Regions from separate parts of the Homo sapiens genome. Here region 1 is linked to region 2. The links are chromatin loops, found by intact Hi-C in ENCODE. Cell type or tissue: PC-3. All regions are shown on one strand. Each heading gives the region's core, and the rest is flanking DNA. Links, peaks and the distances in the headings are about the cores only. Region 1 overlaps PACRG (parkin coregulated). Region 2 holds the start of PACRG-AS1 (PACRG antisense RNA 1).

Region 1 (11,433 bases), core at 1,531-9,530, 470 kb after region 2:
CAATGGAAGAGGAAATTTAGAGAGCTTTACAACAGAGATCTAAAGTGATTTCACCAACAATTATAGTGAGCATAACTTTAAGAGATTCAGTAAAAGATTTATCCAACAGTTAAGTACCCAAGACTTTCTGCCAGCACCTCTGCATCTCCACGATGCGATGGAAATAGATGTGTATAATGAGAGGTGGGTGGTGAGGCAGAGGGAGGTGGGTTTTGCTTAGAGCTTCCACGTTCCCTCTGTGGTGCTCCTTGTGTTGACGACTTCACTCAGGGTCTCAGTTGCTTTCGCTTTGATAGGTAGCTAAGAACACCTGCCATACTTTTCTGGCAGTTTCTTAATTTTGGAAGTTAAAGGAAATAATAAAAATTTGAGGAATATACAAGACATTATATATGCACCTATTATTGCTATCCTAACAGATCCTAGATCAAAGATTCAATATTTTGATTACCTACATTTTATTGTATTCCCATTCTTAGAAAATTGGCAATCTTAAAACAATCTTTACTAACTTTTTCTAAGGCTCACCTATGAGTGAAAACTGGGAATATATATCAGCCAATTGAATTAAGACATCAGACTAATAGCACATTAATTTTATTAAATGGTTACCAAGAAATTCTATTAACCCTCTCAGGTTCTACACTTCGAGCTGATTTAATCTACAAAATGCTTTGCATGTGTATGAAGTTATATATTTAAATGTTCTTTGCTGCCAGCTGTGAAGCCCATAAATATTCTTCTTGCAAACAAGAAGCGCACAGCCTTCATGAGAAGCAGTTTGCCTCCTTGTCCATTGTTTTTCTCCCCGATAGGCCTTGACAGCTGATTTACAGGAAGAGGCCTCACCTTATCTGCATCTGTATTGATGTGTTTGGTGAGCAAAAAAGCAACTAACAGACTTAATTTTAATCAGGGAAAAAATGGACTTTACTCATTCTCTCAAGCAACTACCTAAATTCATCAGGTTTTTAAACCATCTTCTCTTACCCTCAACATGGAAATTCTTCAAAGGCAGTACCAGGACAAGGAGAGAATAATTATCCACTCTAAGCCTCCGTAACTTGCTTAGGGAACATAATCATGGCTTCTCTTCCATGATATACAGCAAAACATTTCAAATTTGTACCTTTGATAAAAATTTACAAATTGGCAACAATACATTGACCAATCAGGAATTTGAGAGAAACCATTAAATATTAAATCTCAACTTATTAAAGCAAATGCTTTATACTGTCAAATCCTAGAAAATCTGTATTTTGGGCAGATAAAATAATAGCCACAATGATTTTAACTACACACATTGCAGATCAAAGACTCCAGACCACTTGCTAAATAGAAACAAGAATAATTCAACATGGCGAGTGGGACTCAAGTTTACATTGCTCTTAGGCAACCAAGTTGGCATGTTCTGCTAGACAACTTACTTTCTAAAGAATTGAAACAAGACTCTAAAACTCCCGTTTTTCTGTACCATTTTTATTTTATCTGTCTTCAGTATATATAAAATTCATTTGGTGAAAACTACTAGAAGAGGCCTTTTAACTTTAAATTACTCCATTTTAGAGACATGAAATGCACAGCTCTATAGATACAATAGGTATGGAATTACTTCTTCCCCTGTTACAAGAATGTTTTCTTTAGTTATCCTCTTGAGGAAACTAATAACGTTAATATTTGCTTCCCTTTATAGATGATATAAATTAGTTAAAATAAGAAAATATCTGTATAAAAACTAGTCTTTTTTTGTGTCTTCCTTCTCTCTCCCCCACCCCCACCTCCCTGCTAAACCCATTTTTTAGAAAGTATAACAGTCAAAGTTGTAAAATCCATTACTCTTGTAGGGGAGAAAAAATAATACCTTTTCCTCACCAGCTACAAGAGTCATGGCGGAGACTACTATAACAGAAGGCGGATTAACAAGAGAAAAGCATAAAAAAATTTATGTAACAAAAGTTTTCTGTGACACAGGAAGGTGCCTTCTGAAATTAAGACCCAAAGACCCAGGAAAAACTATGTAATTTTTTTGCATAGGTTCCAGGAAAAATGTACAGTTGTATAGAAATGTGACTGGACAAAAAGGGGGTACGACCTAATGTACTAAACTGAGGGGACTCTGCAAGGCTTATTTGTTTAGCTTCTTCTTGGCCTTTCTGTTCAGGGCAAGACACCTATCACTTGAGGGTCTTCAGGGGAGAAAGGAGAAGGTCAGAAAGTGGCCTTTCTAGGTTTTATGGTTTGCTTTGGCAAAGAGAAATTTTGGTTTCTATGAACCTCCTCAGGGGAGAAAGGAAGATGAAGGAAAGGAGGGAGGGAGAAGGTGAGAGAGTGACCTCCGAGGTGTCACATTTTGGGGTAGCGTGTTCTGAACCCTGATACTCCTCAGTTAAACGTGTGCTGAGTTGAATTTCTAGCCCTGCTAATTCAATTAGGAAAAGGTAGTTCCTTTGGGTTCATGTATAGAAACCAAATAAGTTAAAAATAACAAAGCTCCTCAGATAGTTGGGCAGATTTCATTCTAGTAGACATTTAAAAGAAATTGAAGATTGATGCATTTAAAACCAATAATTAGATGTTTTTATCATTGTACATTTCTTGCAACAACTCTGGCCATTTATTAGTCTATTTTTAGGTGAGAGAACAAAGGTACAAAAATGGCAAACGGGAAAAGAGACAAGCATAAAACAGCTTCGCTTCAATCATCTACTGAAAAAAAAAATGATAGAGAGGCATAAGTTCCTATGTCATCATTGTGCCTTCATGGAGGCCTCCAATTATTTAAGGTAGAATATTTTTGGGGTTCAGAACATGATACTCCAAAATATAGCACCTTTGTGTACTGTTTTAAGCTCAAGAAAATGGAAAACGCCGCAGAAGCAGGAGGGTCTCTGTGACTTTTCCTGTCCTCTGTCTCCTGAAGTAGGCATGGAAACTAGAATTCCCTCCACCCCTTCTTCCCTGAAACAGGCCATGACCGCAGGGAAGGCCACTCTTTGACCTGCGGCCTCACTTCTTCCCTGAAGACCTCATGTGACAGGAGTACTGCCCTATACCAGGAGGGAAGGAATGTCACTCAGGAACACGGAGAAGAAACTGGGCAATCAGGTCTCCCTGAGTTGCCCCCAGTTTGTACCGATTGGAGCATGCCATTTCATCCTCCAGTCTTACTTCTGCATGCCTGTCCATAAAAGTACACACATCTCTGTTTCTTTGGGTCTCCATTTCTGAAGGCTCCCATGTCACATAACCTCTATTAAATAAATGTGATGTTTTTCTCTTGTTACTCTGTCCTTTGCTCTAAGGTTCTCAGCCACGAACCTTGTGATAGGTAAGGAAAATATATTACTTTTTCTCCCCTATAATATAGTGATTGGTTTGGCTCTGTGTCCCCACCCAAATCTCATCTTGAATTGTTATACCCATGGGTCAAAGGAGGGACTTGGTGGGAGATGACTGGATCATGGGGGCAGCTCCCCCATGCTGTTCTCATAATAGCGAGTGAGTTCTCATGAGATCTGATGGTTTAAAAGTGTGGCACTTCCGCCTTCTCTATCTCTCTCCTGCTGCCATGTAAGATATGCCTTGCTTCCCCTTTGCCTTCCACCGTGATTGTTAAGTTTCCTGAGGCCTCCCCCGCCATGTGGAACTGTGAGTAAATTAAAACTCTTTTGTTTAGAAATTATGCAGTCTCAGGTAGTTCTTTATAGCAGTGTGAAAACAAACTAATACATATAGTTAGACATTACTTAAGTGCTAAACACAACATTCACCGAATATTCAAGAGTTAATATATGTCAGCACAATGATGATACCAATATGGCTTCTAAATTAATAGTTAATGTTTTACAGTAACTTTTCATAAACCATTTTCTTGTCAGGTAACAACAAGAATATACACACATTTATTTTTAAAAGCCTTCTGTCAAGTTGCATTAAAAGCAGGTTGCAACATGATTGGCAGAATTAAGAAGCCTTTGAAACAGGTAACACAGTTGCATTTAAGTGTGGGCAACGAGAACATATTTTATATCTTAGATCTAGTTTATTAAAGAGACCTTAAATTAAAAAAAAAAAAACAGAGCAAATGGATCATCTGGAGAATTCAGAGCTAAAGTGATTAATTAGACCTTATTTTGTCTTGAACAGATTTACTAAGCATTTTTCAAATAGCCACATTGTTTGTAATTACCAAAATCACACCTCCATTGGCCAGCCTAAGTTACTTCATGCATGAATGACAATCTGATGGAACACTCTTGTTAGAGCTTCATTCTTCATTGTAATTAGCCATAATCATAGCCTTCCTGGGTGCATGAGAATGTGCAAGCCGCTATTCACAACCCCAACCCATTTGAATATGAATCTTCTCAGTAAGGAGCAATAAAATAGGAGAAACAAAGCAGTTTCTCTAGGGAATTTTGTAAAGCATCTCTACTCTAATTCTGCCTCCCTTCAAAATGTTCCCTCTCCGGTATCTGGATTCTATTTGCTAAAACAAGGGTGGCTTAATGAGGACAATGGCTTATTATTTCTTAAGTGACACGGGAGGGCCCAAGTATTCCAGGCTTAGTTCTTTCAGTCTTTGCCAAGGACACAAGGAACAAAAGAACAAGCAAGTGTGCGTGGAAAAGAGAACTCGGACTGGGCTATACTCTGTGAACTCTCGGAGCAAGATGGGGGCCTTTGCTATTCCGGAGCTCAAAGGCTGTTGCTTGCTTGCTTTCTTCTTTCTCCCCTCTTTACCCACCCCGCTGCAAATGACTCAGACATTATAGAAAAAGGCTCAAAGCAGCAGGGATTGAAAACAAAGGCTAAGTGGAGGAGGGGTGACATGTCTGATCCCGTCCCAAGCACATTCATAGTGAGCCACCTACTGGCAACTCTACTTTTCCTTCTGTTATTGTCTAATCACCTAAACCTCTTCAGGGAAAACCTAGGTAAACCCGCTGGAGTCACTCCAGATGCCTTCTCAGCCAAAAATGGGAAAAACAAAATTCAGGGGGAAATAAGCTTCAGAGTAGTGCTGTGTCTTCAGAAGAAAACTCAATCCTTCCAGCAAAACTATGGCTAAGTAGCAGGTGTAAAGAATTATTCAAACGGCTATTTGTAAAAGAATCATCATTTGACTTATGAAGCAAAATCAACTACTTATTTACACTAATCACATCATATATGAAAAGTGTGGTGCTGCACACGCTACAGATCTGGTGCTCCTTCAAGACCTTTACCATTTGTGTGGAGAGATTTTTTTCTTCGAGACGTGCCGCTCACCTATTAAGATACCTGTTTAGATTATTTGCTACCAGAAGATGCTCCAGGGCTGCAGGAGACTCGGGATGATTCTCTGATCATCTCCTGGGCTTGGACCTTCATCATGTTGAAATGACTCTCCCAAGGCCACACAGCCGGTTGAATGTATCACTATTAAAGTACCCGATAACAATACAATTCAGCACTTCCACGGCTATATGCACAATGCAGTTTTAGGCCAGGTGCGGTGGCTCATGCCTATAATCCCAGCACTTTGGGAGGCCGAAGTGGGAAGATAGCTTGAGGCCAGGAGTTCAAGACCAGACTGGACAAAAGAGTGAGACCCTATCTCTACAAAAAATTTAAAAAATTACCAGGCATGGTGGCACACTACTGTAGTCCCAGCTACTCGGGAGGCTGAGGTGGGAGGATCTCTTTTGATCCTAGAAGTTCGAGGCCGCATTGAGCTGTAATCACACCACTGCACTCCAGCCTGGGTGACAGAGCCAGACCAAGTCTCTAAACACAACAATAACAACAACAACAACAAAACCAAAACTCGCAGCTTTGGACCTGAACAAGGATAAGTGGCCCTCCCGGTCAAGGAAGGCATAAAGTCCGGCATGGGTGGAGGTGGCCTGGGACGCTGTCTGAGAAATGAGGGGCAGAACCTGAACCCGGACTCCGTGAGAAGGGGCCATAACTGACTAGCAACAACATCTGTTCACTGGTGCCCAAGGAAGGCCAGTTAAATCACCTGTCTCCCACCCAGTGTCCACTGTGCTCCAGGAACTGCTACGCCCTATGGAGGCATCTCCAGTGGAGAAAACATGACTAAACGTCCCAGAAGCAGGGAGTTGGGGCGCTGGGAAGCTGGGGTGGGAACACACACCGCTGGGACGATTGGGGGTATCTATTCCCATGTCCCTTGTCATAAGTTACATTCAAATTGACAGGAGAGCTTCTTCCTGGCTATTTGCTTCTCTGATCTCTCTGTTGTCTCGTACCATATTTTGGGATTATTTTATTTTGAAAGCCATTTCAATATTTTTAAGTCCCTCACTCTGTATTTCTTCTTTCTCCATTTTTTTTTCTTAGAATAACAGTTTAAGACAGATGGCTATAATAATTCCTTCATCAGATAATAAGATATAATTTAAGACACATTTACAATACTTACATCTCTGATACGCAAAAAAGAAGAGTGTCTATAAGATTAGGAATTAGTCTAAACTGAAGTCCTGAAGGGCTGACAGAGACCACTTTTCCTACTAATTTCATCAGTGTCATAAATCACAATTATAACACGATCATCATGTACTGTGTTCTTTTTGTGTGCCAGATAGGGTGCTAAGTGTTTTACAGGCACTCCTCCACCTAATCCTTACAACAGCTCTACCAGGTGTCAGCGCTGGGCATTATCTCCAGCTTACGCCGAGTCTGAGAAGGCAGCAACAGCTTGCTCAAGATCACACAGCTAGTTAACAGCAGGGCTGGGAGTGAACGAAGGAATCATGGTTCACATGAGACTGCGTGGGGAGTCCTCTGCTCCTAAGATTCAGCCACTTCAGCAGCGACCAAGCCAGGCGCGCTCGCAGGGCACAGCGTAGAAGCGATGCTGCTGCAGCGGCTGCTCTAGGAAGAGCGCAAGGATACGGTGATAAGAGGAAGGGCGGAAGAAACGCTTTTCGGACTCTGTGCACCTCCAAAGGGACTACCCATGTGAAATTCAATGGCAAGTCACGGTCTGCTGAAGGGACAGCTGTGCTAAAACCAGCGAAGTGGGGCTTTTCACACGTGTCATCAGGCTCATTTAGGTGAAGTCAGAATCAAACACAATTCATAGTAGGCCTAGCTGGTACAGCCACAGACTAAACTGAAAGGTTTATAACTAGCCGTACAGAGGCCTTTTTAGTCATACTCTCATGCGTACATACCAATGAATGTCAGTTACACCATCTATCAAAACAAATATAGGTTTTAAAACTGCATACACAAATATTTGCTTTAATTTCTTTTTGGAGAGAAATAAAGTCAGTCTCAAACCAAAAAATAATAATAATAATGTAGGATCTGTAATGCTTGCTTTTTAATTCCTTCTCTATGAGGCCTGATTATGTGTCAGACAGCATTATCTGGAGGTCACATGGAACTCTAATTCCTGGAGCAAAGTCAAAACATCTTTCAATTCTACTGGTTAAACAAACACACAGATGGTTTTCTTTTGTGGAACTATGCAGGTAGAAGTTTCTGTTCCCAGTTTAATAGATCATTAGCTACTCATGGACTTTCACAAATAAAAAATGTGTGCTTTGACAAAATTTAATTCCACAAACATTACTGAATGCTTACTATGCGCAGGATACTATATATAGTCAAGAAAATAAAGATGAATAAAACAAAATCATTCAATTAAAAAAAAAAAAAACAGAAAGAAAATGGTCTCCTTCTCCCAGAACTAGCAGGTTAATGAGAACTAAATATATAAGGCAAATACAAAATAAAAACTATAGTTTAAGTCAAAATATGTGGGAAGTAAAATTTATGGACATAGATTAGTAATATATTTCCTTCAACTGTTGACCATAGAATATGTTAGAGATTTTAAATGTATAATGATACTAATGATATTAATAATAATAGTTAATATTTATACCTAGCATGGACCCAACAATATTCTAAGTTCAAGAATATATGGTCTTATTTCATCTTTATAATAAATGACAACCCTATGAGGTAGATACATAGATACAAACAAGGAAACCAAGACTTAGAAAGAGGTTAAGTACTTTGCCCAAGGTTTCATATCTGGTAGTATAGCTTTTTAAAAAATGTTTATTTTAGGTTTAGGGGTACATGTGAAGGTTTGTTACATAGACAAACACGCATCATGGGCGTTTGTTGTACATACTGTTACATCCCCCAGATGCTAAGTTCAGTGTGTGTTGTTTCCGCCTTTGTGATCATAAGTTCTTATCATTTAGCTCCCACTTATAAGGGAGAACATGTGGTATTTGGTTTTCTGTTCCTGTGTTATCTGGTAGTATAGCTTTGTATGCATATTTCTTTCTGTCTTATTAAGGCTGTGATAAAAACAAGAAGATTGGCTACAAGGACTGAGAACACCACAGTTCTGTGAATAAAATAATAAGAAAGGATGATTCGAGGCTGATAGTAACACATAATGGTAGGATATCAGGAAAGTTAAAACGTACGGTAAGTCAGTGGTTCAACCAGGTATTGCAAAGAAAAGCAAAAGACAGAATTTTCTGCCTGATCTCCAAGGAGATCAAGCCATTCTGGAGCAGAGATTTTTATACTGGGTACACAAAGCTTTGGCATACAAAGGCTTTCCAAGGAGCACCCAAATGCAAATAATTTTAAGGAGTTCAATTTCCAGATTTTAAACGTTCAGTGTACTCTTTTCTGAAAGTGATGATCTGCTCAGGAAAGCCCCTGGTGTTCTCTTTTCTCTACTCCCCTTTCACAATAGTTCTGCCGCTTTACAAAAGAAGGAAATCTCTCATCCATCCCAAACCTGACAGTTCACTGTCTCTGGCTGCAAGGCCCCAGGTCACCAGGCCACAGGCTCCGTTTGAAATCATGTTGGTGACGGTGTTGAGAAGGGGAATGGCTTTGACGGCTGGGCAGCAAATCCTGTTGTAAGTCAGGCAGTTTCTAGTTTTTGGCTTTCAAGAAAATTGAAGGCAGACCCGACAGTTTATCAGTGATGAGATCACTAAAAAGAATTATTGATTAATGAATTGCTATGTGATTGTTGGCATATAATTCTCAGGATAAGTTCAAAGAATTGAGTCACATTGTTAAAATTCCTTTCATTCACATCTGCTTTATTATAACAGGGCTTTCTTGTGCTTCCTTCTATAAAATAAAACATAGGCTCGAAATTAATGCTGGGCCTCATTTTATCTAACAATAAATTAGTATTCAGCCACATGTATGGACCAATTGAAAACAAAAGCCTGGACTATCAAGAGATGAATTTCATACAAAATGTTACTTTTATGCTTAAAAATCACCTATCACAATTTGTAATACATCTATGTTTTTCATGCAAGGTAGGTCCCTTTGTGGTCTCTACCTGCCAGGGTTCAGGACAAATTCCACAGTCCCGCAGGAGAAGGAGGCTCCCCATCCCACAGAAGCGCGTCTTAGCCTCTCAGCCTGCGCTGGGGGTTCTGCTGCTGGCAGCACCCTGGCCCCCGGGGGTCAGTAGTGCTGGTGCCAGTTCCTTCTGGGAGTTGTCTGAGAAAGATGCCCAGAATTGAGGACCCTGGACGCATAGGAATACTTAAACCCCACCCTACTCTAGTCAGATGGAGGCAATCACCAGTTCTGGGGGAAGCTGATCACAAAAAAACTGGATTGAATTGTAGCCCCTCTGAGACGGAGAAGGATCAAGCCCTGGGTTCTAGAGTCATCATGGTTCAGATTTACTTGTGGACAAGCCTGCTGGTTAACAACAGGTGTTCTGAAAGTTATGCATTAGTAATACTTCTAATGACAAAATTTATCCAGGATGGAGCTTTCCATCTTTCCTTCCTTCCTTCCTTCCTTCCTTCCTTCCTCCCTCCCTCCCTCCCTCCCTTTTCTTTTCTCTTTTCCCTTCCTTCCTTCCTCCCTTCCTTTCTCCCTTCCTTTCTTTTCTTTTCTCTTTTCTTTCTTTTTCCTTCTATACTTTTCACTCTCTTACATAAGATAGGTAGATGGACACCATTTCAAAGTGGTGTCTATGTATAAATACACATTTTAAATATATTTAAATTCTTGGACACATGGTTATGGGAAATTTTTTAATGTTTAAATTAATTTACATATCATATAATAATCAATAATAATTTTCAGAATAAAAAGTTACATTAGGAAAACATTCTGAGAGGAGAGTGAAATGAAAATACAGTTTCAAGGGGGATAAAAGAACAACATAAAAATCTGGCAATTAAAGAAAAGCAAATTCATGTATTTTTAAAATGACTGATGGTGAGAATCAGATCCCTAATGGTACTAAGAACTGGCTGGATACAATTAACAGAGTGAAAAAAATAATTTTATTTTTAAATGTCAATATTTGTATTTCACTAGAAATTACATTGCTTGCAACTATGATAAACATGCATTTTAGATGCCAGAATAAAGATCTCTAAGAGACTACCATTTTTCAGAATTCTTTTGGGATAAATGTGAATGAGTTATTTTGAAGGTCAGTCCTCTAGAGAAGAGAACGTGTGTGGGAATGAAGGAGATCATAGTGTGGGTGAAGAGACAGCAGGAGCCGAGCTGGGGAAGCTGTGGCCAGGGTGCAGAAGGGAGGCAAGGAGACAGGAGAGGACAGGAGAGAGAGCTGGGCATTTATTAAGTGGACCTCCCTGTGAATCACAATCTACCAGCCGCAGCTGGACACGTGCTCACCAGGAGGTTCAGTGGCAGGTGGGGATCTATCAGATTGGTCCTTGTTAGGGAAAAATCAAAGCATTTTCCTCCGCTCTCACCCCACTGCCGCCGCAGTCAACACAGAAAATGCTGTGGCCAAATGTGTGGGGGATTTCCCCACCAATAGGCAACAATCAATTCTGTAGTAAATGCCAGCTGGGTGTCCTAGGATTCAGTCCTGACACTGTTCACCTGGAGATGGCATCCGATCCCTTGGGCTGGGGGCTCAGGCCCGCAAGACTGTCTCCTCCCTCCCCCAGACACCATTTGCAAGTCTCGGCCTCCAGAATTTCTGACCAACCAGCTTCAAGCTGGAGTTTCCTCAACTCCCTCTTTAGTTTGGTTAATTTGCTAGAGTAGCTCACAGCACTAAGGGAAACACTTAAGTTTACTGGTTTATTATCAAGGATATTACACAAAATACAGATGAAGAGATGGATAGGGCAAGATATGGGGGAAAGGGTGTGGAGCTTCCCCGCCCTCTCCAGGTGATCCACCCTCCAGGAACCTACACATGCTGAGCTATTCCGAGCTCCCTGAGCCCTGTCCTTTTGTGGGTTTATGAAGGCTTCATTACATAGTCATGATTGATTAAACCATTGTGCATTGGCCATCAACTTAACCCTCAGCCCCTCTCCCCTCCCTGGGTTCAGGGGTAGGGCTGAAAGTTCCAACACTCTAGTCATGCTTTGGTCTTTCTAGTGACCAGCTCCTTTCTGAAGCTACCTCTGC
Region 2 (10,821 bases), core at 2,822-10,821:
GGCCAGGGGGGAATCGTGACACCAGGGAGCTTCTTTAGGTGTCAGGCAGAGGATCTCCTTCTTTCAATGGAGAATGACATTTGTCACCCCACTTAGCAGAGGCTCCTTTGAGCCAGCTCAGATGGTTTACAAGAAAACCACTCAGAGCCACCAGGTACCCAGGGGCACTCATGGCCCGGGTCCAGCACGGCCTGGCCCTGCATCCCCTCTCCCTGCCCTGGGGAGCAGGGGCAGTGGGCACTCGGACTCAGTTTCTCTCTATTATTATTAATATTTGAAAAAAAAATTTGAGGCAGGGTCTTGCTCTGTTGCCCAGGCTGGAGTATAGTGATGTGATTTCAGCCACTATAGCCTTTGCCTCCCAGGCTCAAGTGATCCTCCCACCTCAGCCTCCAAGTAGCTAGAACCACAGGTGCACATCGCCACCCCTGGCTAATTTTGTATATTTTTTGTAAAGACGAGGTTTTGCCATGTTGCCCAGGCTGGTCTCAAACTCCTGTACTCAAGTGATCTGCCCATCTCCCAAAGTGCTGGGATTACAGGCGTGAGCCACCATGCATGGCCTTCTTCTTCCTTTATCAGCCCCATTTCTGTCCTTCCCTGGGTCGGCCCCGCCTGTTTCCACCCACGTGCTTCCCTTCATTTGCAGTAACTCATTGCATTGTTGGAGGACTTCACTGCTCTGTTTCTGTGGACCAATAGCTGCCCCGGAATTCCACTAGAGATCCTTGGACTAGGCCACAGAGATGGAGAAAGAGGAAAAGGAGATAAAAAGAAGCTGGATTAAGAAAAGGGTCAGGAAGAAGGGGTGAATGAGAAGGGGAGGAACAAAGGGACTCAGATGATTTCTGCAGAGTTTGGGGTAGCTCCCGTGAGAGGTGTCTGCTTCCACCCCGGGTTAGGTGCTCCTTCTTGGGTTAAGTGCTCCCCCCAGGTTAGGCACTTCTCCCTGGGTTAGGCGCTCCCCTCTGGGTTAGGCGCTCCCCCAGGGTTAAGCGGTCCCCACTGAGTAAGGTGCCCCTCCCTGGGTTAGGCGCTCCCTCCTGGGTTAGGCGCTCCCCCTGGGTTAGGCGCTCCCCCCTAGGTTAGGTGCTCAGGGCCCTGCCAGCAAATTGAGGCTGCTGCTTCCCACCCCCGGAGACACCACCTTCCCTCTCAGTGCAGGTTCACAGCATGCTGGGCAAGCAGCACCTGGTCAACACATGAGGGGATATGATAAAAACAGGAGCTTATAATCCAGAGATCCCTTGCAACACATCTCTGCTTATGCAGCGGGGACACCATTCGGTAAAGATGCCCCCCACATCTGTCTCATTTCTCACTGGATCAAACTACTCTCCTTATTCCTTTAGAATCAGGTGCTGTCGAAGACAGAGAATCAACCTAAATGGCCATCAGTGGTAGACTGGATAAAGAAACTGTGGTGTACATACACCGTGGAATCTTTCCCAGCCATAAAAAAATGAGATGGTGTCTTTTGCAGGGAAGTGGATGGAGCTGGAGGCCATTACTCTTAGCAAACTAATGCAGGAACAGAAAACCAAATACCACATGTTCTCATTTGTAAGTGGGAGCTAAGTGATGAGAACACATGGACACAAAGATGGGAACAGCAGACACCAGGGCTACTTTAGGGCGGAGGGTGGGAGGAGGGAGAGGATCAGAGGAGATACCTACTGGGTACCAGGCTTATTACCCGGAGGATGAAATTACCTGTGCACCAAAGCCCTGTGACATGCAGTTAACCGATATAACAAACCCGCGCAGGTACCCCGACCCTAAAATAAGAGTTATAATAAAGGTTTATCGTATTCAAATAAGAATCAGGTGCTCTGATCCTGCCTGACTCAAACTTGAAACTGTCCCCACAAAGCAGCAATTCAAATTTTAAGATTTTCCAGAGAAAATAAGTTGGAAAATGCAAGGAAAATAATGAGGAAGATGGGATTCCACTCGGTGTGACAGAGCCAGCATGGGGTCCCACGCTGCGGGTCATTAAGGACAGAAGTGAGGCCTCTTAGGGATGCCTGCATAGGGCAGAAAGGATTAGAGGGAGAAGAGAAAGGTCTCATGGGCTAGAAAGCGAGTAAACATGGAAAGAACCTCCTGGCGTGGTGGCCATGGCAAGCGGGGCTCCCAGCAGAGAGGAGCTGTGAGAAAGAGCCAGGGCCCTTTCAGCCTTGGAGAAAGCAGCCTTGACAGAGGGGCCCCAGAACACTGGGAGGGGGCGAGGCTGGCACAGGATGCTCTCCACAAGGGCCACACTCCAGGGTGACTCATTCCCAGGCCCCTGCGGACAACCTTGGGCCAAGTCCCATTTCCTCCCTGAGAAACGCTTTAGCCAGGGGAGGGGGGTGACCTGCAGCATCTCTGTGGGGCGATCCCACTCCAGGAGTCAGCTCCCTCCCCTGTGGAGAGTGCCCCAGATTGGAGTCGCCTTGGCTGTATTTACTCCCCTCCAAAGGCCCACGGAGGCAGATGGTGGTAAAATGCTACGTGGGAGAAGTAGCACCTGATTCTCTAGATCACGGATCAGAGTCCCAACTCCAGTGCTTGGGGGAAACTTTAGAGATCAAGCCTGGCCCCACCATTCATTTTACAGACAGAGAAACTGGGGCCCACAGAGTTGAAGTTACTTGGCCAAGACCTCCCAGCTGTTCAGTGGCAGCGCGTGGCTGGAAACTCTTGTTTCCTAGATCCTAAGTCAGAGTTGGACCCTCACACCACCTGGAAGGAAAGGGACACAGAGAAATGGGAACCAGGGGACACTTCTGAGCCAGGAGGGTGCTGTCCTGCTTTTCTGGGAATAGGGGGGAAGGGGAGAAAGGAAAGTGCCAAGGAGGGATTCTGGCTGCAGGGGGAGTGGGGGAGGGATTCTGGCTGCAGGGGGAGTTGGGGAGGGATTCTGACTGCAGGGGGAGTGGGGGAAGGATGCTGAGTGCAGGGGGAGTGGGGGAGGGATTCTGGCTGCAGGGGGAGTTGGGGAGGGATTCTGACTGCAGGGGGAGTTGGGGAGGGATGCTGTGTGCAGGGGGAGTTGGGGAGGGATTCTGACTGCAGGGGGAGTTGGGGAGGGACGCTGAATGCAGGGTGAGTGGGGGAGGTTTTCTGGCTGCAGGGGGAGTTGGGGAGGGATGCTGACTGCAGGGGGAGTTGGGGAGGATGCACACTGCAGGGGAGTGGGGATGGGATGCTGACTGCAGGGTGGAGTAGGGGAGGGATGCAGAGTGCTGGATGGCGTGGAGATGAGATATGCTGACTTCAGAGGGAGTGGGAGCTGAAGATGTCCTTGCCTCCCTTTGCTTCGGCCTTTGGATAAACTGCTCTTTACAGTTTTGCTAACTTTTTTTTTTCTTTTGAGACTGAGTCTCATGCTATTGCCCAGGCTGGAGTGCAGTGGTGCCATCTTGGCTCGCTGCAATCTCTGCTTCCCTGGCTTAAGTAATTCTCATGCCTCAGCCTCCTGAGTAGCTGGGATTACAGCCATGAGCCACCATGCCTGACTAATTTTTGTTTTTTTTTTTGTAGAGATGGGATTTTGCCACGTTGGCCAGGCTGGTCTCAAACTCCTGACCTCAAGTGATCGGCCCACCTTGGCCTCCCGAAGTGCTGGGATTACAGGTGTGAGCCACTGCGCCTGGTGCAGTTTAGCTAACTTATTGAACTGTTCGATTTGCTTGCGTGCACTCAGGGAATGTTAGGGTTGTGAGGGACTCTGGGGTTGGGTGGGTCAACTTCCTGCCCAGTATGGAAGTCCCTGAGCATTTCTGACTGTGGCCATTAACTCCTCTTGAAGCTTCCGGAGAGCAGGAACGTCTCCCCCGTCCTAGGCATTGAAGCAGCCCTGAGTCCGGCTTAACTGTCACACAGGACCTTGGGCGTGCACCCTGCGGCTGCGGGTGGGATTCTGTTCCTGGAGGCTGCAGAACACACCTGGCCTTGCTGCACCAGCTCCAGGCTGGCGTGTGGTGGACAGATGGAGTGGGCAAAGCACTTCACTTCCCCGAATGCAGGCTTTCTCCTCTAGGATGGAAGCGATGCCGGCCTTACAGTGATCCAGGAGTTAAGAAGAAATTACTTAGGCAGATAGTGAGGGTACGGAAGTCCTCAGTAAGGTTTTCCTTTTCATGTAAAGCAGGCCCAAATTAGTTTCCTTTCTAACAAAGAGCAGCCTGTAAAATCGAGCTGCAGACATAGATGCCGGCAGTTGTGCCAGTCAAGTTCAAGACGGTGACTCCATCTTCCCTTCTCTTTGTCAGCCACGTGCACAGTAAGGGGCAGACAAGATGGCCTGGCCAACAGGAAAGTTCATTTGCATAATAAGATTAGGGTGGGGCGGCCAGGCTTCCCCCTGTGCTATATAAACGTCATACCTGATGGGACCAATCTGTAAGCCCTAATGTAAACCAGACACCGCCTCCTCAAACCTGACTATAAAATCCAGCGCATCTGCTGGCCAGCCTTTTCCTCTGGGAAGTCCCCTCTCTCTCACTAGAGAGAAAGCTGTTTTCCTTTCTCTTTCTTTCTCTCTCCTTTGCCTATTAAACCTCCATTCCTAAACTCCTCATGTGTGTCCATGTCCTCAGTTTTCCTGGTGTGAGACAATGAACCCCGGGTATTTACCCCAGACAACATAGCTTCTTCAACAGGCTGTTGTGAGCAGCAATAACAATCTCCACAGAGGGCCCAGGGCGTCATGTTGGCCTCTGGCCTCTGCCCACCCTGTCCACCCCCACATCCCAGGCCCTGGGTTGCTCCTGAGGCTGCTTTAGGCTCCTCTCCCGCTGCACTGGGGCTGTGGCCCTGCAAGCAGCCAGGAGGCTCAAACCCAGCAGAAGAGGAAATGGGAGGGCAGGGAAGACCCAGACACCCAACCACAAAGAGACCGCCATGACAGAGCCATGACTGTGGCAGGTGGGTAGGGTGCACAGGCCGGGGACCCCCTGTGTCCTTCCCCCACTGAGGGCACTGCTCAGGAGGGGGTCCTCACGTGTTGGGCCTGTCTCACATTGCTGTAAAGAAACACATGAGACAGGGTAATTTATAAAGAGAAGAGGTTTAATTGGCTTGCAGTTCTGCAGGCTGTGCAAGAAGTATGGTGCCGGCATCTGCTGGGCTTCTGGGGAGGCCTCAGGGAGCTTTTACGCATGGCGGGAGGGGAAGTGGGAGCAGGCAGGTCACATGGCAGGGGCAGGTGTAAGACAGGGGAGGGGCTACACACTTAAAGGACCAGATCTTTCTAGAACTCACTCACCATGGCGAGGACAGCACCAAGCCATGAGGAATCTGCCCCTGTGATGCAAGCACCTCCCACCAGGCCCCACCTCCAACACTGGGGGTTATATCTCAACATAAGATTGGATGGGGACAAATCTCCAAACAATATCACCTCACTTCTGGGGGTTATGTCTCAACATAAGATTGGGTGGGGACAAATCTCCAAACAATATCACCTCACTTCTGGGGGTTATATCTCAACATAAGATTGGGTGGGGACAAATCTCCAAACAATATCACCTCACTTCTGGGGGTTATGTCTCAACATAAGATTGGGTGGGGACAAATCTCCAAACAATATCACCTCACTTCTGGGGAGGGGAAGATGGCTAGCATGGCCACGGTGAGCTTCTATCCTGAGTCTGGTCAAGGAAATGTGAGCCAATCTCACCAGAACCCTCTAAGCCCAGGACAAGGGGTGTTCTCAACATACACCAACCATGCAAGTAGGGTTCCTTGGGTCGCTTTGAAGGAAAAAAATTACAACTACAACTTTCATAAAGAAGCTAAAAATAAACAGATTAAATCTCATCTGTGATTAAATCCCAGTGATCCCTCACCATGGTTTTTGTCTGTGGTTCTTGGGAAATTAAAAAGTGTTTGTCCAGTCACTGATGATCAATCAGGTTTTAAAAACCAGGAGTAACTGAGAGGTCTCTGAAAAAAGAATGTAACGTTGGAACACGGGAGACAGAAGGAAGTCAGGTGTGGCCAATGGCAGTGAGGAGTTGTGGGGTGTTTGTGAATAAAAGGAGCCACACATCTTTGAAGGATGGACTGAACCAGGCTGACATTTTCACCAATAAAATGTGGAGGAAACAAACTTCAAAGTAATAGGGTCTATGTTCACGGTGGCCAAAAAGAAATGCTTTCTGGTATTCTGTGCTAACACCCAACATCACTTCTCAGGTGTGTAATGTGGAAAACATTAAAGTTTCATGCCTTGGTTTTCAGAGCCATAAACAAACTTAAACAAACGGGTTCCATGGTGTGCATGGAACCTGGTCAGGGCTGTGACATCTGCGTGACACTGGAAACTGGTGCCACGTCACAGAAGGCAGGCTGGTCACAGCGTTGTTTCCCCTGATGACCCGAATGGCCACATCATCTAAGATGAACTTGTCTGGGATTTCAGAGTGGAGTGTATAGGTTTCTGTTCACATTGTTTTGTTTGTTTTTGTTTTTGTTTGAGATGGAGTCTCGCTCTGTCGCCCAGGCTGGAGTGCTCACTGAAACCTCTGCCTCCTGGGTTCAAGTAATTCTTGTGCCTCAGCCTCCCGAGTACCTGGGATTACAGGTGCGTGCCACCATTCCCGGTTAATTTTTGTATTTTTAGTAGGGGGTTTCACCCTGTTGACCAGGCTGGTCTTGAACTCCTGGCTTCAAGCTAGCCACTCGCCTTGGCCTCCCAAAGGGCTGGGATTACAGGCATGAGCCACTGCGCCTGGCCTCTGTTCACCTTGTTTATTCTCTATTTATTTCATATTTTATATTTATATGTTTCACTTATCTTCTATTGAAAGATTACGTGTCAGCACAGTATTAAGTGATTTTCACAAAATACCTCCAATGCCTCCCTCCCATTTTGCAGATGGAGAAAGTAAGGCTGGAGAGTAAAGGCAGAGCTGCAGTTTAGTTGGCCTTGAATCCTAACCAAAGGGTTTTACTCTCCACCTCACACCGGTCTCTAGCCCTCATTTTGTGTTTTAGATTGGAGGCCAGTTTCTCTGCTCTCAAGGCTCGCCTAGACTATCTGTGTATCCAAATGACACCACCTCTTTTTAACTCCAATCCACCATGCTGTCACAAAGCCCCTGAGATCTTTGTCTACTTGTTTTACAGCCCTGCTGTGAACAAACATTGGGATCCAGATTTTAACTTTTTTTTTTTTTTTTGGAAAAACAGTACAGTGTTTGCTCTTTAGTGGGAACTACGCTCCCAGTCCTGCAGGCTGGCATGGTGCAGTGAATTTCCACATGCCTTCACCCCTGTGAGCTCCACAGCAACCACAGCCGGGAGGGCGGGCCTTCCTCCGGCAATGAAGGGTGGCCTCCCTTGCGGCTGAAGAAACAGAAGCCGTCCACACATTTTCACTGCTTTGCAGATTCGTACAGATCTTTTCCAGAATAAAGCATTATTCGGCCAGGACGCCTCAGCCTCTTCTGTGAGATGTGGTGGTATTTGTCAGCTATGTGGCCTTTGCCCTGCTGGTGACATGAGTAGCTATTGAAACAGGTCTCCAAGACTCAATCTCTTCCTTCTCAATAAAGCATTTTAATCAATTTGGTTGTTTGTTTGGGTCATATTTGCTGAGCCCTGAATTGATGGAAAAATCACTCCAGCAGGACGTAGCCTCTCCCCTCTCCACAAACAAAGATCCACCACATAATATTAGATTGAGACAAATATTGTCACAGTTCAGGAATGTTTTGCAGTTGGGTTCTCTCTAAACTGCAAACATTCTTTTAATATGGGGAATTCCTATGAGAGCTGTAAAAATCCTACTCATATGACATATTACCCCCTCTTGAATGAAGCCTACTGAAGAGTTATTAAAAATTTACCTTGTTGTCAATAAAGTTCTTTATGGGACATTTTTCTGGCTGCATTTTAATGTCATGTTCGCTGCCCCAGATGTATGAGGAAGGAGACAAAAAGGCCATTTAAAGCTCTGGTTCTAGAATGCCCCTATTATGCATTTGATGAAATCAAGTGGCATGTGGGTTTGCTGTATGTGGACATAGTTTTGGCTGTAGGTTGTTTTCACGAACCCACAGAGACAGAAACCTGCGGCAATGGAGAAAATGCTAATACAGACATCTTACTTCAGTGTCTGGCAAACAAGATTATACGTAAGTCATTTTAGAAGAACTGATTCTGATTATTTGAATTTTGAGCCTCCACTAGAAAGATTTCTTTCTGTATTAATGGAAATGATTCATTTTTTAAAAAAGTCTCAAATGTAAAGACAACAATTACATCGAATATTTCGAAATGCCATGTTGAACAGTGAAACTTCTAAGCCTTTATTTTATTATTATTATTTTTTTGATAACACTTGAAGCAAAGATAATAGGATTTTACAATATTGGCTTTTTACTGATGGACTGAAAGCACATTTTTCTAAGGTACACCTATTATTCTTGTTCTAGACTGAGGACGATGTAGACGTCAGCTTCCCTGACGAGGGAAGCTGCAGCTTTCTGATGATTCCTGAAGCCTACATTCTATTAATTTCCCCGAAGAGCCCTATTGCCTAATGGAACATTGTGAGAATGGCCAGTCTGGAAAGCAGGATCAGTGGAGCTGGCTTCTGGCTCACTGGCTTTCAGCTGAGCCTTCCAAATGGCTGGGAATGAACATCCAGTTAGAAGCCTCGGTTTGGAACAGTGGTTCTCAGACTTCATGGTGTGTGACAGTCACTGGGGAACTTGTCCAAACACAGATTGACAGACCCCATCCCAAAGTTTCTGATTCAGCGGCTCTAGGGAGGGCCCTAAGAACACGAGCTCCTCTTCCCAAGCTCCCAGGTGACGCTGAGGTTGCTGCCCCGGGAGCCCACTTTGAGAACTGCTGATCTAGGGTGTGCTGGGGTAACTCTGGCTGTCAGAGGGGTCAGGACACTTGGTCTCCTTCTCTTTGGTCTCACTGAGAATGTGAATGTGAATGGCCTTTTGAGGCCACTTGCACTGAGTCCTCTACAGGGCACACTGGACGGCGGGGGAGCGTCTGGAAGGGGTCTGCACACCGGCTTGCAGCCTCAGTGATGCTCATCTAGTGCGGGTCCTGCGTGGTCCCCAGAGGAACCCAGTGAGAAATCCGGAGGAGACGGTGAGTGTGTCACGTGGCGTCCACACCAGACCCCTGCTTAGGCTGCAGCTCACACGAAGGATGTTGGTCTGTCTTTGAACAGACAGGTGGGCCCTGCATTTCCGGGAGCTTTGGAGGGTATTTAAAATACTTTCCTCTGACTTGGTTTAAACAGAATAATGAACACCTTTCTCCACGAGAGCAGCATCTATTTGTGTTTTCCAAAGCCTGAGTGTCTCCAAGGAATCTTACCTTGGGCTGATAATTCTTCCCTCAAGACAGCAGTACCTTTGACACAGGACACGCTCCAAAGCCCAGCGCCCCTACCTAAGTCAGACAGGAGGGCAAAGCCCAGCGCCCCTGCCTAAGTCAGACACGAGGGCAAAGCTCAGCGCCCCTGCCTAAGTCAGAGATGAGGGCAAAGCCCAGCGCCCTGCCTAAATCAGACAGGAGAGCATAGCCCAGCGCTCCTGCCTAAGTCAGACAGGACGGCAAAGCCCAGCACCCTGCCTAAGTCACACACGAGGGCAAAGCCCAGGAGTATCACTCTGTTGCCCAGGCTGGAGTGCAGTGGCGGGATCTTGGGTCACTGCAACCTCTGCCTCCTGGGTTCAAGAGATTCTCCTGCCTCAACCTCCTGAGTAGCTGGAATTACAGGCGAGCACCACCATGCCTGGGTAATGATTGTATTTTTAGTAGAGACGGGATTTCACCATGTTGGCCAGGCTGGTCTGGAACTCCTGACCTCAGGTGATCCACCTGCCTCAGCTTCCCAAAGTGTTGGGATTACAAGCGTGAACCACCGGGCCCAGCCAACAAATGTCTTTTGAAGGCTGACTAGGCCCAGGGCGTGCTTCCTGGCGAGGGAGATGTCATAGTGAAAGGCGCTCCCTGCTCTCACAGAGCTCACGCCCTAGGGTAGAGACACACGGTAAAGAAATAAGTGAAAAATCAAGCATATAGGTACTGCAGTCAGACACTCGTCCATGTTTTGAAGCAAGTAAAGCCATAGGCGACAGAGATTAAGAGGTATGGCGTCAAGGAAGGCCCTTCTGAGGTAGCGACACTTAGCAGAGACCACAGTGAGGCCAGGGGAGGGAGGAGGCTCAGTGAACACTGTGGGGGGCGTCCAGGCACCGCTCTGTGGGGAGGATATGCTGGGCCTGCTGCTGGAGCAGGGACGAAGCCAGCACAGCCTCTGCCCACAGAGGGGCCCAACACCACCAGGAAGAAACAGCTCAGGAGGAACCAGGGCCACATCCTTCAGGCCGCACATCACCCGCAGCAGAGATCTGGAATGTGCCCCAGCTGGGAGGCAGAAGCCGTTGGAGGGTTGAGAGCATGGGGACCTTATTGGCGTTTAAAGGGTCACTGACTTCCGGGTAGAGGATCCGGCCACCCCTTGCAAGGTTGGGGGTCAGCTGGGGGAGCCAGGGACCTGGACTAGAGTGAGGACGAGGGGCTGGGACTTGGTCAGATGCAGATCTTGAAGGTGTCGTAGACAGGATTTGTACTGGACTGGGTGCAGACGTGGAAAAAAAGGAGGATGAATCCCGGCATTTTGGTCCCCGTGGTGACGTGAGCTCCTGTTCACTGAGCTGGAGCCCTCCGCGGGGAGAGGGTGCGGGGTCGGAGAGTGGCGGGAGTCAGGTGGGTCCATGCATTCGGTTTGGATCGATCTCTTCGGCATCCTGGGGGAAATGCCCAGCAGGCGCTGGGGAAGTTGAGGCCAGA

What was found. A loop is a pair of places that touch in the nucleus more often than their neighbours do. Peaks named below come from ENCODE experiments on the same cell type or tissue, not always from the same donor. Only the 100,000 strongest peaks of a DNase experiment are listed, where the experiment ranks them.
Region 1: it touches region 2 in a loop (6-fold over the local background); 2 of 110 quality-filtered maps call a loop at or near these places.

Annotation. Positions count from the first base shown.
Region 1 is chr6:162,850,412-162,861,844 of GRCh38, reverse strand. All of the region lies in intron 2 of PACRG (parkin coregulated), which reads right to left. Among named protein-coding and RNA genes, the nearest start is that of PACRG, 130 kb to the right of the region's middle. RefSeq lists enhancers at 4,028-4,590, 4,694-4,988, 4,591-5,154, 2,947-6,047. In PC-3, for the core only: a CTCF peak has its summit at 4,870 (motif pointing left); a DNase peak (open chromatin) is centred at 4,834; H3K4me3 peaks cover 460 bases.
Region 2 is chr6:163,321,678-163,332,498 of GRCh38, reverse strand. It overlaps PACRG-AS1 (PACRG antisense RNA 1), which reads left to right and starts at 8,026. Exons shown (of 6, transcript NR_028390.1): 1 at 8,026-8,129; 2 at 8,430-9,108. RefSeq lists an enhancer at 10,415-10,821. In PC-3, for the core only: no CTCF peak of the experiment used is centred there; a DNase peak (open chromatin) is centred at 7,688; H3K4me3 peaks cover 1,273 bases; H3K27ac peaks cover 2,887 bases.